2 separate regions of the Mus musculus genome follow, and region 2 is linked to region 1. The links are chromatin loops, found by intact Hi-C in ENCODE. Cell type or tissue: heart. All regions are shown on one strand. Links, peaks and the distances in the headings refer to the core of each region. The heading gives the core; the rest is flanking DNA.

Evidence for each region. Peaks named below come from ENCODE experiments on the same cell type or tissue, not always from the same donor. Only the 100,000 strongest peaks of a DNase experiment are listed, where the experiment ranks them.
Region 2: it touches region 1 in a loop (6-fold over the local background); 34 of 42 quality-filtered maps call a loop at or near these places.

What each region holds. Positions count from the first base shown.
Region 1 is chr14:63,369,045-63,376,581 of GRCm38, reverse strand. Blk (B lymphoid kinase) reads left to right here. Exons shown (of 13, transcript NM_007549.2): 11 at 536-686; 12 at 2,260-2,391; 13 at 2,985-3,745. The coding sequence ends at 3,190. It overlaps Gm36165 (a long non-coding RNA gene), which reads right to left. Exons shown (of 4, transcript XR_874703.1): 2 at 5,506-5,965; 3 at 3,914-3,961; 4 at 3,386-3,450. Gm46458 (predicted gene, 46458) reads left to right here and starts at 5,429. Exons shown (of 2, transcript NR_168493.1): 1 at 5,429-5,515. RefSeq lists an enhancer at 6,737-7,537. In heart, for the core only: CTCF peaks have their summits at 3,872 (motif pointing right) and 4,672 (motif pointing right); DNase peaks (open chromatin) are centred at 1,631 and 3,891; H3K4me3 peaks cover 1,894 bases; H3K27ac peaks cover 2,507 bases.
Region 2 is chr14:63,062,333-63,069,869 of GRCm38, reverse strand. No RefSeq gene overlaps it. Among named protein-coding and RNA genes, the nearest start is that of Gm35908, 4.7 kb to the left of the region's middle. RefSeq lists an enhancer at 6,804-7,537. In heart, for the core only: a CTCF peak has its summit at 3,055 (motif pointing left); DNase peaks (open chromatin) are centred at 1,889 and 2,749; H3K4me3 peaks cover 1,820 bases; H3K27ac peaks cover 4,365 bases.

The DNA.
Region 1 (7,537 bases), core at 1,348-6,347:
CTGCTCCTCTGGAGCACCTGGGGCAGGGGCAGGGGCAGGGGCAGGGGCAGGGGCAGGGGCAGGGCCTCAGCTACAGTCACCTTATTCAACACTGACCCTAACCTTGGGTCCCAGAGATGGCTTCTCGTGCTCTGGGTAATAACTATGACCTCTCAGGGAAGTGACCCAGCCCATTGGACATTGGTGATTCCAAGGCATGGTTGGCTCCTCTGAGAGAAGTGTCCACTGAGGGAGTAGCCCTGCCCTTCCGTGCTATGCCCTGTTCGTCCTTTCTCCTCCCTGTCTCATTAGAGGCTATCTACAACCCCAGCCTTCTTTGCTATTCCCAGTCCACAGAACCTTGGAGACAATTGTCTGAAAAAGGGGGACAGGCCTGGGGATGTCAGCCTAGCTTCTCTGCTGCCCTGAGTCTGGGTTGGTCTCATGGGAAGGGGTGGATACCTTCTCTCTCCCCTGGGCAGGGCATGTGAAGCTGGCCTTATGAGCTGGTAGGCTCCATCCTTGCTGCCCTTCACCATGTGACCTGTCCCCTCAGGTTGCAGAGGGGATGGCTTACATAGAGCGCATGAATTCCATCCACCGTGACCTGCGGGCAGCCAACATCCTGGTGTCTGAGACGTTGTGCTGCAAAATCGCTGACTTCGGCTTGGCCAGGATCATTGACAGTGAATACACTGCCCAAGAGGGTGAGCAGAGTGTGTGAGTGTACACACACTCGCGCGCGCACGCACACACACACACACACACACACACACACACGAAAGCCTTTGAACGTCTCAACTCTCTGGAGCCCCCTTGAATGTCTCCTTGCTGTTGGAGATGACTAGGGAGACCCATGGTCCTTGTGTTTGGTCCTTTCCCACCCAGCTCAGCACTTCCTTTCCCTAGATGGGAGGGGGTGGCAGAGAAGCAACTCAAGCCCCTTGGGAGTCTTCATTCAGAATGGCCTTGGAATGCTCAGCTATCTCCTCCCCATCCTGGAGACTCCAGTGCATATAAATCTAGAAGGATGGAGGAGAAGACCTGCACTTTCTTCCCCTTGTTTCACCCTCTGATCCCCAGACTAAGTTGAGAAAATCCTCCTGTGGAAGGAGGGTGTCAGGGAGCACAGGTTGGAAAACACAGCTCTAACTAAAGCATGAGCATCCAACCCTTGCACCCGAAGGGTTGCATGGATGCTCTTCTCTTACTGTGAGTGAGGAAAATTGACTTTGCAGGAGGACTCTGGTACATTGATCAAGCAAGCAGTACTGGTTTAGTGCATTAATCAGTGGATTCAGGAGGAGAGCCACATCTTAGGGGCCGATAACCCCCTCAGGGGACTTCCAACTGGCTCCCCAGACAGTGAAACCATCAGGGGGGAGGTGGCCAATGCCACCTCAGCCTGAGGTTGGCTCTCAGTGCCAACCAAGGCTGTAGCCATCACGGTCTGAACTGAGATGGGCCTTGCTATCCCTCCACACAGTGGCCCTCAGAGGTGTCTGTCTGAGTGTCAGGTTTGCCTTTTGCAGGAAAGCACGGACTGAAGCCCGCCCATACCACGGTCCCTGCCGCTGGACAAGGCCGAGTGAGATAGGAAAGGATGCTTCCATCCCAGATGGACATGCACAGGGCTGGGGACATAGCTCAGTCAGCAGACTGCCTCTCTGGCATGAAGCCCGTGGTTTCATATTCAGTGGAGTATAAATGGGGCATGCTGGTGCATGGCTGTGATCCCAGCACAGTGGAAGGTGATGGCAGGAGGATTAGGAGTTCAAGGTTACCCCTGGCTACGTACGCTCTAGTTGGAGGCCAGTCTGGGATATACACAAGACTCTGTCTCCAAAAAATCAAAATCAAACAAAACAGTAAGTCAGATGGAAGCATATATGGGTGGTACTGGTTTTGTTGTTGGTTTTGTTTTTGCTTTTTTGGTTTGATTTGGTTTGGTTTTTGGTTTTCAAAGACAGGCTCCTCTATGTAGCCCTTGCTGTCCTTGAACTTACTCTGTGGACCAGGTTGGCCTTGAACTCAGAGATCCAAATGCCTCTGCCTCCTAAATGCTGGGATCAAAGGTGTGCACCACACCACCCAGGGACATCAACACTGTTTTTAAGAACTCCTAGGATAGTAGCAAGTGACTGTGTCTTCCTATATCCTCATGTATCCAGTGTACACATCCTGCAGGCCCTCCAGTGGGAACGGGCAGATAGGGGCAGGACTCTGTGGGTTGGGGGTAGATGGTTGGCTGTCCCTGGAGCTACTGCACTTTCCTGGCAGGGGCCAAGTTCCCCATCAAGTGGACCGCCCCGGAGGCCATCCACTTCGGGGTGTTTACCATCAAGGCTGATGTGTGGTCCTTCGGAGTCTTGCTGATGGAGATTGTCACCTATGGGCGCGTTCCCTACCCAGGTAGGCATTGTCCCTGTCCTTCCTACCATCCTCCTGGGACATCCTGATGGTGACTCGCCAGGCTCACTGACTGTGGGTATGTCACACTGGTGAGAGCAGGGTCCTGTCACAGGGACTGAAGCCCAGCCCTGCATTGTGGGCTTCCTCTCCTTCTGCACACTGCTCAGGGCCACAGGAAGAGGGAGAGGGGGAGGAGGAGGAGGGGGAGGGGAGGGAGAGGGGGANGTANATGGATAGGGAGAGGGAGAGGGAGAGGGAGAGGGAGAGGGAGATGGAGATTANGGTGGAATTAGATGGCGTAAGAGACAGGTGTAATGGCTCAAGCTTGTGATTCCAGCCCTTGGGAGGCTGAGACAGACAGATCTCAAGTTCAAGGCCAGTCTGGCCTATACAAGAAGACCTGTGTGAAAAGCCAAAGTAGTACTACGATCCTGGCACCTATGTGACCTTCCAGGGTTACACTAGCCATAGTGTATCAGAGCCCACTCTTTCCCTTCTAGTGCCGGTCAGGGCCTAGTCTAGTGCCCTCAGGGCCAGTGACTGCACTCCTGGAGCACCACCAGCCCTGAAGCTCCCTGTCTGCCCTCCTGTAGGAATGAGCAACCCTGAGGTCATCCGTAGCCTGGAGCACGGCTACCGAATGCCATGCCCGGAGACATGTCCACCGGAGTTGTACAATGATATCATCACTGAGTGCTGGCGGGGCCGGCCAGAGGAGCGGCCTACCTTTGAGTTCCTGCAGTCGGTGTTGGAGGACTTCTACACAGCCACGGAGGGCCAATATGAGCTGCAGCCCTAGCAACCAATGGTCTCTTCAGGGCTCCCAGCCTGAGCCTCCTTCTGGACTCTGACTTTGGGTTAATATGTTCACACTTAGCTCTTCTTCCAGGTAGGTTGCAGAATCAGGGAAGAATGGTGTGCCTGCTTCTCAAGTGAGGGAGCCAGGAGACAAAGATGGCTTCATGGTGAGGCATGAGCTCTCAAGGCACAACCTCGGTCCACCTTTCACTGGCTGTGTGCCTTTGGCCAAGTTACTTTGCTGCTCTGTGTCGTCTCTTCCTTGAATGTAAAATGAGCAAGGATTGTGTTAGAACTTACCTCCAGTTGTGTTCAGACCCCGATAGTCCCGAAATCAGTCTGACCAGTTAGCGATGGACAGGATGTCAGGCTGTCATAACCCAGAGTGCAATCAGAGCTCCCATTTCTCTCACCTTTTCAGTCTCATCAGCAAGTGCCTCCCTGTCTGCTGCTTCAGAACTATGGGTCAATCCTCCAGGTCCCCTGGCTGTGTGCCCCCTACCCATCCCTGCATGCACACTTTGGGACTTTTCTATAATAAAGTCATGAGAATTGTACCTTTCCCCTGGTCTTTACCAGTGACATGAACAGATGTGGCACACGAGATGTGTGTAGGAGGTGGGGAGCACCTTGCCCCAACCCTACCCCATTCCTCAGCAAAGGACACTGGGTGTGACTGACACTGTCTTTCCTGGCCAGCAGGTGGCGATCTCACCCCACAAACCTGTATCTGGGACTCCATGGACGCAAGCACCTTGAGTTCCAAGTTTCCCTAGAACATGGACAGAAAGCCATGAGATGGGGCGGTGATCTCCCCAAGTGTGGAGGCTCTCTCGCCTGTTTTTCTGTCTCCCATTCATCCTGTTTTGTTTATATAGGTGGGGTGGGGGGATAAGTTTATAGAAAAATAAGTAGAAAGGGTCCAGTCTCCATAAACCCTCAACCCTTTTAGATGTCAGCACCTTGCAATAGTGAGCCCACTTGCTCCTCCAGAGGGGCTGGGATCAACACACTTCACACTTGGGTTCACACCCTACCTATACTCCGTGTTCCACCAAAGCACAAGATGATGGATCCATCAAGCCCAAATTATACAGAATAGTCCTCCTGGCCTCAGAATCCCCCAGTGTCTCCCCTCATGCCAAGGTTACAGGCACCCACGCTCATGATGGCATTTTACATGAGCACTGAGGATTCAGATACAAGTCCTCATGTGCGCCGGGCAAGCATTCCCCCTAAGCCCTATCCACAACCCGTGGCTTTGTATTTCAATGTTCCCAGCTGGCACTGATGACTGCCCAAGGATCCGGATTTTGGCAGCTGAGCTGAGTGAGCTACTGAGGGATATTATTTCTCAGGAAAACTGGCTCTGTGTGACTTCCCCATGGCTCTCCCCAGGTCTGCTGTAGAGGTGACATCAAAGGCTGACTTACTCCTCTCAGGGAGGAGGGCCTTTCTCCTTCCAGGTGATGCTGGAACCCACAAGGGGTCGCAATTTGCCCGCACTGACTGAAGGAAGTTCCCTATGTTCACAAATTTATTCAGGACAAAGATCCTTCCATATCCCAATCCGAAGGTCACGTAGGAGAGTGGGTGAGGGATATGTAAAGAAAAAGAGGGAAGCAGAGAAAATAGGAATGATAGGGGAAGTGGCTGTGGAGTGTCCGTGTTCTCCCAACACAGTGGTGGCCGTGTGAGCCACTGGCAAGGGGACTACGTATGAAACATCTGATTATATGATGATTGCCCCTTGCCCAGAGCTTGTGAAGGATACAGACTGAGCCTGGGGACCCTAGGACCATTCTTACCTGAGACAGGCATTTGTTTTCCTAGAACCTGGGTACATCACCTACAAAATGGGTGAGAGTGGGTTTCTGGGATCAGGTAAACCCTGAGTTCAGGACAAAGCACTTCCTCCCACAGGCTATGTGGTACAACAATTCACACCTCTGGGCCTCAGTTTCCCCATTTGGGAAATGGGCCCACAGCAGGTGTGTCTTGTTCTGAGCCTTCATCTCAAAGTGATAAAGAGACAGAGAGACAGTGCAGGAGGCAGCCCAGGAAACAGGAGAGACACACAGACCTCCCACCTGGTCATTGGCATAACCCACAACCAACTTGAGTCAGAGTTGAACATCATTAAAGAAAGGTTGACACTCCCCCCCCCCACACACACTGTTTAGAATATTCAAACTATGCAAATGGGACCTTTATAAACAGTCATTGTTGAGTATGGAGTGCCAGTTTATGCAACCATGGGAAGCACTCATGCTACAGATGAAGACTCTGAGGCCCAGAAAGGCGAAGTGAACTTACCATGCAGCTGGTAAGAGGCATCCATCTTTGGAGAAAGACTCTGATGATGTCAGGGTTGGGAAGCTCACCGTGTGCTGGGGTGGGAGAGGAGGAGGTAGGCCTCCTCTGGTCTCACACAGTCCTTGCTGATTTGTCGGTCTTCCACGGCTGCCTTGTAAAGGATATCGGGAGGAATCACAGTCCCGCTCCAAAATGCTTTCTGGAAACCTCTTGTCTATTCCAGCATGAGCTTGGACCTCTCCCAAGTGGGAAACGGAGGTCAAAGGAGGTGTTTTCCTGGGGACCTGGGGTGGGTGGCGTGGGGGACACTCCTTGGCCTCAGCTTCTTGATGACAGATGGTGGCATGCTCTGGGGTCTTCAGAAAGCCGGAATGTGATGAGATAGACATGAATGAACTCTCCATTCAGACCGGCTGCTCACTGAGAAGTCCTGGTCCCTAGGCAGCCACTAGGTGCTTCTCTGAGGAGCAAGAGCACAGGATGGTGTCTTTAAAGCAGCCACGCCTACAAAAAGAGCTGCATTTGACAGCACGGCACTACCCAGTTTGTAGGGCCTTCCCGTGCTGAGTCTGGCCTTGGATGTCTTTACTTATCTAGACAGCAGACAGGAAGAGACACCCAGACTATAGTAGTTCACTACTGTACCCCTAGGAAACGGGATGGGGACCTTTACCCCCAACACCAGCCGGGTGCCCAGCACTGTAGAAAGAAGCCCTGGGGGGCAGAGGACAACATTCATATGAGAAATGGGCAACAGGGGCATCAAGCAAACCACAGGCCAGCAAGTGGACTGAGGGATCATAAAAAAATGACAGGAAGGAACCAAGAAAGGGAGAGGCAGGCCCTGCTGCTGGATGGGGTCCCAGCTGTCCCTGTCTTGAAGAAGTCACTATCCCGTGATTCATAGAGTCACATCTCTGCCTGATATCCCTTGAGAGTATCCAGGACACTCTGCCCAGTTAAACTTGAGGGTGCGTAAGCCATATAGCTGTCATGGACAGCAGAGACTTTATTACCTCCTGAGGTCACACTTAACCCTGAGAAGAAACATCCAGGAATAAGACAGGGCCTCTCACAAGGGGACCATCTCTCTTCATTCCATGAAGCAAGAATACTGTGCTCCCAGACAAGAATGCTGGGACATTCCCCAGGCCATCAGTGCCACCTGTGTGTCACTGTGCCTAGGCTTCAGACATGTTCCCCACAGGCACTTCCATGGGGTGGGGTGGGGGGCGTAGGCTGTAGTCCTGTTCTCACTTTGTCAGTGGACAAGCCAAGAATCTCAAGGTGGGCTTCCTGACAGTCCTTCTTGCTGGGACCCTGACAGGTGGGCGAAGTCTTTCCCTGACTCTGCCGTGCCTTTCCCAGCTAGTATGTCCCCGGAGAAGTGGAACCAGATAACACAGAAAACTGTAGCCTGGTCAGAGGGTGGCCTCAGAATTCCCAGGGCCTGACCTCAGCCCTTGTCTACCTTGCCACACGTGGGTCAAGTCATGGAGGATCTAGCTGTGAAGGAGCCAACCCTTGGCTCTGCCTTAGCTGGGCTGGGGAACTCTGGTCAATTGCTTTTCTTCTCCATCTCACGGGGATGGAGATGTGTAATGTTCTGAAATCTTTAGGCACAAGGTTCTACATGCAGCTGGATGTCAATACACACACATTCCCTTCGCTTGGACACACTTGATAATGGAAAGTTAGGCTCACCTTCCCTGGAGTCACGGGGGTGAGGGTGGGGTGGAGGCCTAACTTGTCAGATTTTAGCTCCCCAACCCTCCCAATGTGTTCTCCCTCCTGTCCAGCTTGCACCTTGGCCTGTGGACCCACCAGGTCTGTGTAGGCTACACAAGCTGATGGAGGCTGACAGGAGCCAGTCTCAGGGCTGGGGGAAGATTCCTGAGGACTGATGAGGTGGAAGGAACGCTGCCCAGCAGCTGACAGGGATAAGGGAGGTAGGAGGGCGAAGAGAATACACTATCTCAGACTGCTGCCTTCGAGAAGGGCCAGGGTACCATCTAGGGCCATCTCTGTTGGA
Region 2 (7,537 bases), core at 979-5,978, 310 kb after region 1:
TCATAAGACCTTTACCTGAGACTCCAGCAACTCCATGTGGCTCAGAGTTAAGAGCACTGGCTGCTCTTCCAGACGCTTGAGTTCAAGTCTCTGCACTCACGTGATGGCTCACAGCTGTCTGTAATCCCAGTTTAAGGAAATTCAGTGCCCCTTTCTGGCTTCCATAGGTACCAGGCTACTGGAGAGTGTGGAGCTCAAGGAGACCCTCAGGCAGGATTAAGACTCAGGATGGTCAAGGCACATCCAGAGGCTGGAAAAACTAGGATTTTGCCAAGCAATCTATAAATATTTCAACACTGTATAGTGTAAGGCTGTGTGTGATGTGCGTGAACATTTTGCGGGGTTGGGGCATGGTTTATTATTCCAGTTTAAAGGCCAGAATACGAAGGTTCAGGGAAACGATTTGCTGAAGGTAAATCAACGATTGAGCAAGATAGTCAAGACTCTTGCACAGGCTTTGAAATGAAGTGTCTTCTAGGCAGAGAGGAGGTGTCCCATAGAACACTTCCAAGTCTAGGTTGACATCCAGGATGGACATGCCAGCAGTTTTGGGGGTCTCTGGGGGTCCCAGCTGTCTGGTATTCCCCACCCCATGAATTCCCTTGGTAGCTAGCTTCTGGTTAATTTAGTAACTGCCACAAGAGGGATGTCACTTCTGTGATTAGACCACAGGAATCTGACTTTGGTCTTGCTGTCAGACTGTCCCTTGATGGCTTTGACAAGATAAGATTTGAGGGCTACATGGCAAGCACAGGAAAGCCACTCTACCAAAGCCAAATGGGAGCTGAGCCACATTCCATCATCCCCCAAAGGAACCCCCTCCTCACACACAACGACTCATAAGGACACCCCTCCCTTGTCGAGTCTTCAGAGACCCCCTCCCCTTCTCTAACAGTCACCGTGTTGGGAGAACAAATTTTAAACCAAGAACATTCTCTCAAGTATTTGATAACAGTCATTATAAATATGAACCAAATCAGGACTGAACCCAGGTCTCAACAGGTCCCTAAAGATATTAATAGAATCTAGAAGCCACTTTTGCCTGGAGGACATTTGTCATGCCTAGCCAATTGGATTTCGTTTTGAGAGCCTCACAGAGAATGGGAGACAGAAATAAACCCGAGCCCAAATCAACCAAAAAACAGAATAGAAAAATGTCCCCACACTGCGCAGGAATCCTGAAGGGCTATATCCCTACAGTCAGGTCATCCCTACAGTCAGGTTAAACCAGATGTATGCCAGTTTCCTAGGGGTGGAAATCACATAGTCTGGGTAGTCCAGGGAGCATTTAGCTTTGAATTGGATTGAAGGTGGTTCTGTAGAGGCATTAAGCAAGCAGAATTCTCTTTGAAGGAAAGTGTTTTCATCTTGGTTTCAAATTGAAAAATAATTTCAATAAGTAACTTTTCCAGTAGAATGGTCCTGACACAGGAAAGATAACTTTGTACCCAAAGAGATGAAACTGCTTCAAGGGGAAGCTGTTTTGGGTGCTGGGGTACATATACAAGGGCTCTTCCCAGCGTACCCCACAAATTGTTTGCAGCACCAATCCAGGCAAGATCCTTTCAGCAGAAGTCTTGGTGCACGGGGGTTGCCATCAAAGGCATTTTTTCTTCCTGGTGCTTTAGCCTGGGTTCTGCGAGGGCTATGGACACAACATCTTCGTGTTGCTATGTCAGGACAGACTCTGCCTGTATGGTCGTGTCCATCCCAGGAGGACAGCACCAAGGCAGAGGGAGGAGGGAGAAGTGCTTTTCTGAATGGAGATTCGTCAATGTACTTCTGTCTGCTGTAGTTATCAGTGTTGCTATTTCAGTGAAGAATGGTGGAGCCTTCACCAGGCTCATGCCAGACGCCGTGGGGGTGGGTGTCTGGGCAGTGATAGGGCAGGGTCCCTCTCTGTCGTCAGAAAGTTTGAGCTCTCGCCAAGGTTTCCGTAGGTCGCTGAGATAGGGCCCCGGCTCTCTGGAGACAGGCATGACCTCGGGCGGGCCCCTCGTCATTGAACTGAGAGGGCTCCGTGTCAGCCTGAACTTAGTGGTGATAAGGGCCAGATAATGGTAGCCAAACTCCCACGGCCTCTCTAGGCCTTCTCAGGCCCGGAGGCCAGAGAAAGGGCAGGTCAGGGAGGGGCCAGGAGAGGAGGGGGTGCAGGGTGGCCGTGTCTCTAAGCTGTTGGGAACCCGAGGTCTCCAGGAACCCCAGGATCTGTTTGTGGGTCCATATCCCTTGTCGAGCCCAGACACCAGGACTGGGGGTATGGTCACCAGAAGCCCTGAGGGGTCATCAGGTTGTGAGCCCTTCCTTCCCTACCCTGTTCAATTTCCTCAATTTTACTGTATCTGTTAGCTATTTTCATGGGTAAGGTTAGGAGTGGATGCCTGTGTCCTGGCTGCCATGAATTTAGAGGCCAGAGATAATCGTCAGAAGAAGCCAAACTTGGTCACGTCGGCACAGCTCTGAGAGGTTTCTGGTGTCTATGCTCTCTGACTCCGAGAGTCACCTAATGCCTCACCTTACAACACACTCCTTTAATAACAGCTAAATCTGTGTGTGCCCAAGGGGATGACGCTCCAAAGCTCTGGGCTGTGAGTCTATCTGTACATCAAGACGGCAGGTTGTGGATTCCAAACTGAAGACCTTCAGAAATAGCTCCAGCTTTTCTGCTCATGTCAGTCGGTAGGGAGCCACAATCACGTGACAGGAGTCAGAGGTACAGTATGCAGTGATGATTTGTCCCTGAGCCACCTGTCCTTGGAGAAGGGCCTCTAATTCACGCATAGGTCACTTGAGCAGCTTGAATGGCAGCCCAGAAGTCCCACACCTCTGCTGGTGTCCTTGTCCTCTGGAGCCTTCTGCCTAGGGCAAGAATTGGAAGAAACGATTCCAGGTGTTATCGTTTCCGAAGCAGAAGACTGAAGCCCCTTTTCCGTTTCGCTAGAAGGTGTTTTCATCTGCACAACACAGCTAAATCTTTATTTTGTTTTGTTTTGTTTAAATAAAAAAATGCCTCGCTGATCGAGGCTCTAGTGCCATCTGCTGGAATTTTCAGGCATTGCATGGGTGTCTGTAGCGTTCAAATGCAGTCTTAGGTTAAACGTGCAGCTGTCTATTTATAAGTATATGCTCAGAAATAGCTCACAACATGACTGTAAATGATGAAAACAGCCTCCAGGTGGCAGGCTTACCTGGCTAGGTTAGAATAGAGGCATCGACAAAGATTTACGCTGTAGCTGAAATGATTTGCTCTTTTTTCCTCTTAAGGTATCTGAAGCCAGTGTGGCAAAATGCTAACGTTCACTAAAAGTTACAGGTGCAGCCAGGTGTAGTGGCTCACCCCTTTAATCCGAGCATCTGAGAGGTAGAGGCAGGTGGATCTCTGTGAGTTTGAGGCCAGCCTGGTCTTCAGAGTGAGTTCCAGGACAGTCATGGCCACACAGAGAAACCCTACCTCAGAAAACATACAAACAAACAAACACCAACCAACCAATCAAACAAACAAACAAAACTTATGGGTGCTCATATTGGGAATTGGTTTTATGTACTGTTCTTTGTGTTTAATATAGCCTACCATGGTAATAATTATATAGTATAGCAGTCTTTATTATGCTATAGGAGATTTCAATTCATCATGTGTTGTATACCTACATCCATATAAGGGTAATAGATAACAACAAAGTCATAGGTTGGAGCGATGACTCAGCAGTTAAAAACCACTTGCTGCTTTTGCAGAAGACCTTGGTTCAGGTCCCAGTACACGCAAGAAAGCTCACAGCTGTCAGCAACTCCAGTTCCAGGGGATCAGAGACCCTCTTCTGACCTCCTGAGACATCAGGCACACGTGTGAAACATATACATACACACAGGTATTCACATATCCATATAGAATAAAACATAGATCTTAAAGACCAACAGCGTCACAAAAATGTAAAATGGGTTGTCTGGGCTCCTGCAGGAGTTGGGTTTATAACAGAAGAGCTCCCTGGTGGCTGTTGCCATTCACAGGTCTCCTGGAGTGGATCCGGGTAACTGAGTAGCAGTCAGGCTCATGTATGGCCTAGAGAACAATGTAACTCTTCAGCAGAGTGACAATATGAAGACCTGTGTAACAGATGTGATCTTTTGTTGCAAACCACCCTGCTTTCCTCCGGGAACAGTCAGCAGGAACCATCAGAATGTCAGCAGCATGGAATCTGGACTCCGCAAAGAAGAACCCACAGAGAGGCAGAAGGAGGTTGCTAAGATGTTTACAGGTCAAGGTTCAGGTTGTAGACATGGTCACACACCTCACTCTCCCGCTGTGAGTCCTCAGGTCAGAGTCATCAGCACTGGGCACTGGGCTCGCAGGCTCTGACAATTCTGGTACAGGTTTGTGGGCGAGGGTTGGCAGGATCTTGGTCAGTACACAGTAAGCACTGTGGGGCTGGTGGTGGGTTGGGGTGGGGAAGGTGGGGAGGTGGGCATGTGTGTGGCTGAAGCAGCTCTCTTAGACTATATTTTGTGAAACAGCAGTTTTATTCAGGAGTAGCAAGGGCTATATAAATCTTGGGGAGTAGGCAGGAGAGTGTACATTACTGGGGCTCAGGAGATGGGAATGCTTTATTTGCATGAAGAGGGATTCCAGGTGCTTAAGTCTGTAAGGTGCCCAAGAGTCTATGTGGCTTCCTCAAGAAAGATAGAGGTGGGGGTCGGGGGTCATGGAACTATGTGCCCTGGGGCAAGCAGGCCAAGAATAGTGTAGGGGAATCCTTACTCCTGCCCAGATAAGATTTTGATCTCAAAGTGGGATTTTCATGGTTTGGATGCCTCTTCCCCTCATTCTTGTTCCAGGTCTGTTCTTGGTCACACTTGTCCCACACACGTTCATAATATAGTTTTAAAAAAAATACTCCAGGCACACCCTGTTCTTTTATTTACATTGTATGTGTGTTTTATTTAGGTTGTCTCCATAGATTTTAAAAATAAAATATGCTACAGATTTCAAAGTGATTGTTTTGAGGTTTTTGTTTGTTGTTTTTGTTTTGCTCTTTAATGTCTTCAGTTGCTTACTTCAAAGCAAGAACAGAATCCTGGGGTACCAGGTATGGAAAGGGAATTGACAGACAGTATTCAGTTTGTTTTGGTGGCTGGAGCTCAGGCTGGGCAGGTGGTTGTGGATCAGGAAGCAGAGCCTGCGGACCAGGACATAGATCCTGGTGACCAGGTGCCTGGGTTTTGCATCTCACAGTTTGTGTGTGTGGTGGGGTGATGAGTTCTGCAGCCTGTCAGTGATAGCTGGAGCCAGCAGCCCTTTTAAATTAGGACCCTTGAAAGATAGACTACTCAATGGAGGGAGCTTTCTTGGGAAAAACCAAAACCAAAACCAAAAACGAAAAACACCTGCTGGTGAGGGAGGCTTTGCTAGGGCTCTAAATGCGACAAATACCTTCCATGTAATCCACCCAGGGATGAACTCACAGACAGATGTCACATAGACATAAAACTATGCTACTTTGCCTCACAAAGAGAAGAGAGGATGGTTGGAGCTCACTGGCCACAGGCCTAGCTTCAGGCTCAATGAGAGCCCCTGCCTCAGGTGAGCGAGGTGAAGAAAAATAAATAAAAATAAAAATAAAAATAAAAATAAAAATAAAAAGGTTAGCTCTAACTAAGCTCTTTTCTGGATTAGTAGTGCTACTTTTCAGTAAACCCTTCTTCCATGTGCGCTAGCAAGGGCAGGTATCACGTGACTCAGAGCCTTCACCAGCTTATTTTCCATACTTGCTTCCTTTTTAACCTCTGATATACATTTGCCACGGAAAACAAGATCGTTTAAAAAGAAAGTCCTAGGGCTGGTGAGATGGCTCAGTGGTTAAGAGCACTGACTGCTCTTTCAGAGGTCCTGAGTTCAAATCCCAGCAACCACATGGTGGCTCACACCACTCTGTAATGAGATCTGATGCCCTCTTCTGCTGTGTCTGAAGACAGTGTACTTATATATAATAAGTAAATAAACCTTTAAAAAAAAAGAAAGAAAATCCTAATTGTGTTTAGATCATTAGATTTAAAATTAGTGAATTATAATATAGAGACATTTCCTTCCATTGTAGAACATCTCAGATCATGTACCCTATGCAAAAAGGCCACCTGTCACTTTGGGGGCCTTATGAGGTGTCATAGTCAGCATTTTTGGTTTTTTGTTTGTTTGTTTTTGTTTTTCGAGACAGGGTTTCTCTGTATAGCCCTGGCTGTCCTGGACTCATTTTGTAGACCAAGCTGGCCTCGAACTCAGAAACCCTCCTGCCTCTGCCTCCCAAGTGCTGCCACCACCTGGCCTTTAATTACCAAGTAGACACAGTCTCGAGTCATCTGAGTAGGGAGTCTCAATTGAGAGAATTCGTAGATTAGATTGCACTGGCCTGTGGCATGCTATGGGGAATTGCATTAGTTGACTTGGGAGAGTCCAGCCCACTGTGAGCGGCACCATTCCTTAGGCTCTGGGCTACAGAAGAAAGTGAAACATAAGCCCCATAAGGCAGAAAGCAGCTTTTCTACATTGTTTCTGCTTCAAGTTCCTGCCTAAATCCTGCCCTAACTTTCTCCAATGATGAACCAAAGCCTGGAAGTATAAACTAAATAATTTTTTTTCTTCCCTTGCATTGCTTTTGGTTCAAGTGTTTATCATAGTAGCAGAAAGAAGATTAAACGATATGTATAATCCATATAAATTGTGGAATCTTTCTTTGTGTATAAAGATGTTTTCTGTTTCTGACTGATACGCAGTGACCGACAGACCTGGTTTATTATACTTTAGTATACTTAATCACTCTGTCAATCGACATTTAGCTTATTTGTAACTCTTGCTGCTATGAATAATTCTGTAAGAAACTTCTCATGTCCACACAAAGGTTTTTCTCTTGTGTAAGCAGGGAAGGATGACTTTCCCCTGAAGGGAAGGAACATTCAGCTTCCTGACATTTAAGTATCTAGAGTTGGCTTTCCAAAATGACTAGGCTAACACACACATTTCTTTTTATGACCAATGAATAAATTAATCTAATTTGCCATCATCTCAAGCAGGACTTGTTGGCTCTTTTAAAAGTTTCCCCCTCTGATTGTTGTTTTCTTCCTTTAGTGTGGTCAAGAAGCAGGGGATCAGGCATGTGCCCACCCCATACCCCCTACCCCATACCCCCCACCCCATACCCCCCGCCCCATACCCCCACCCCACCTTCCTGTTTTCCATCTTCTCTATAATACATCACACAGGTATTCATATGCTCACAGTCCGTATCAAGTTATACAGTGACCCAGACATACATCCATATGGTCAGAAGTCATGGGATGAAAGGGACAAGAGAGAGAGAGAGAGAGAGAGAGAGAGGTGGGGGTAGGAGTTTGTAAGCTTACACCCACATGTCACTACACACAAAGAGCATCCTTTCCAGTGGAGATAAGAATATTAATGGGAAAAGTGCTGTTTGACTATCTCATTTCCCCATGTGGGCGGCCCAGATAAGTGGCAGCGGAGATCTGGACAATAACACTCAGCCTGACA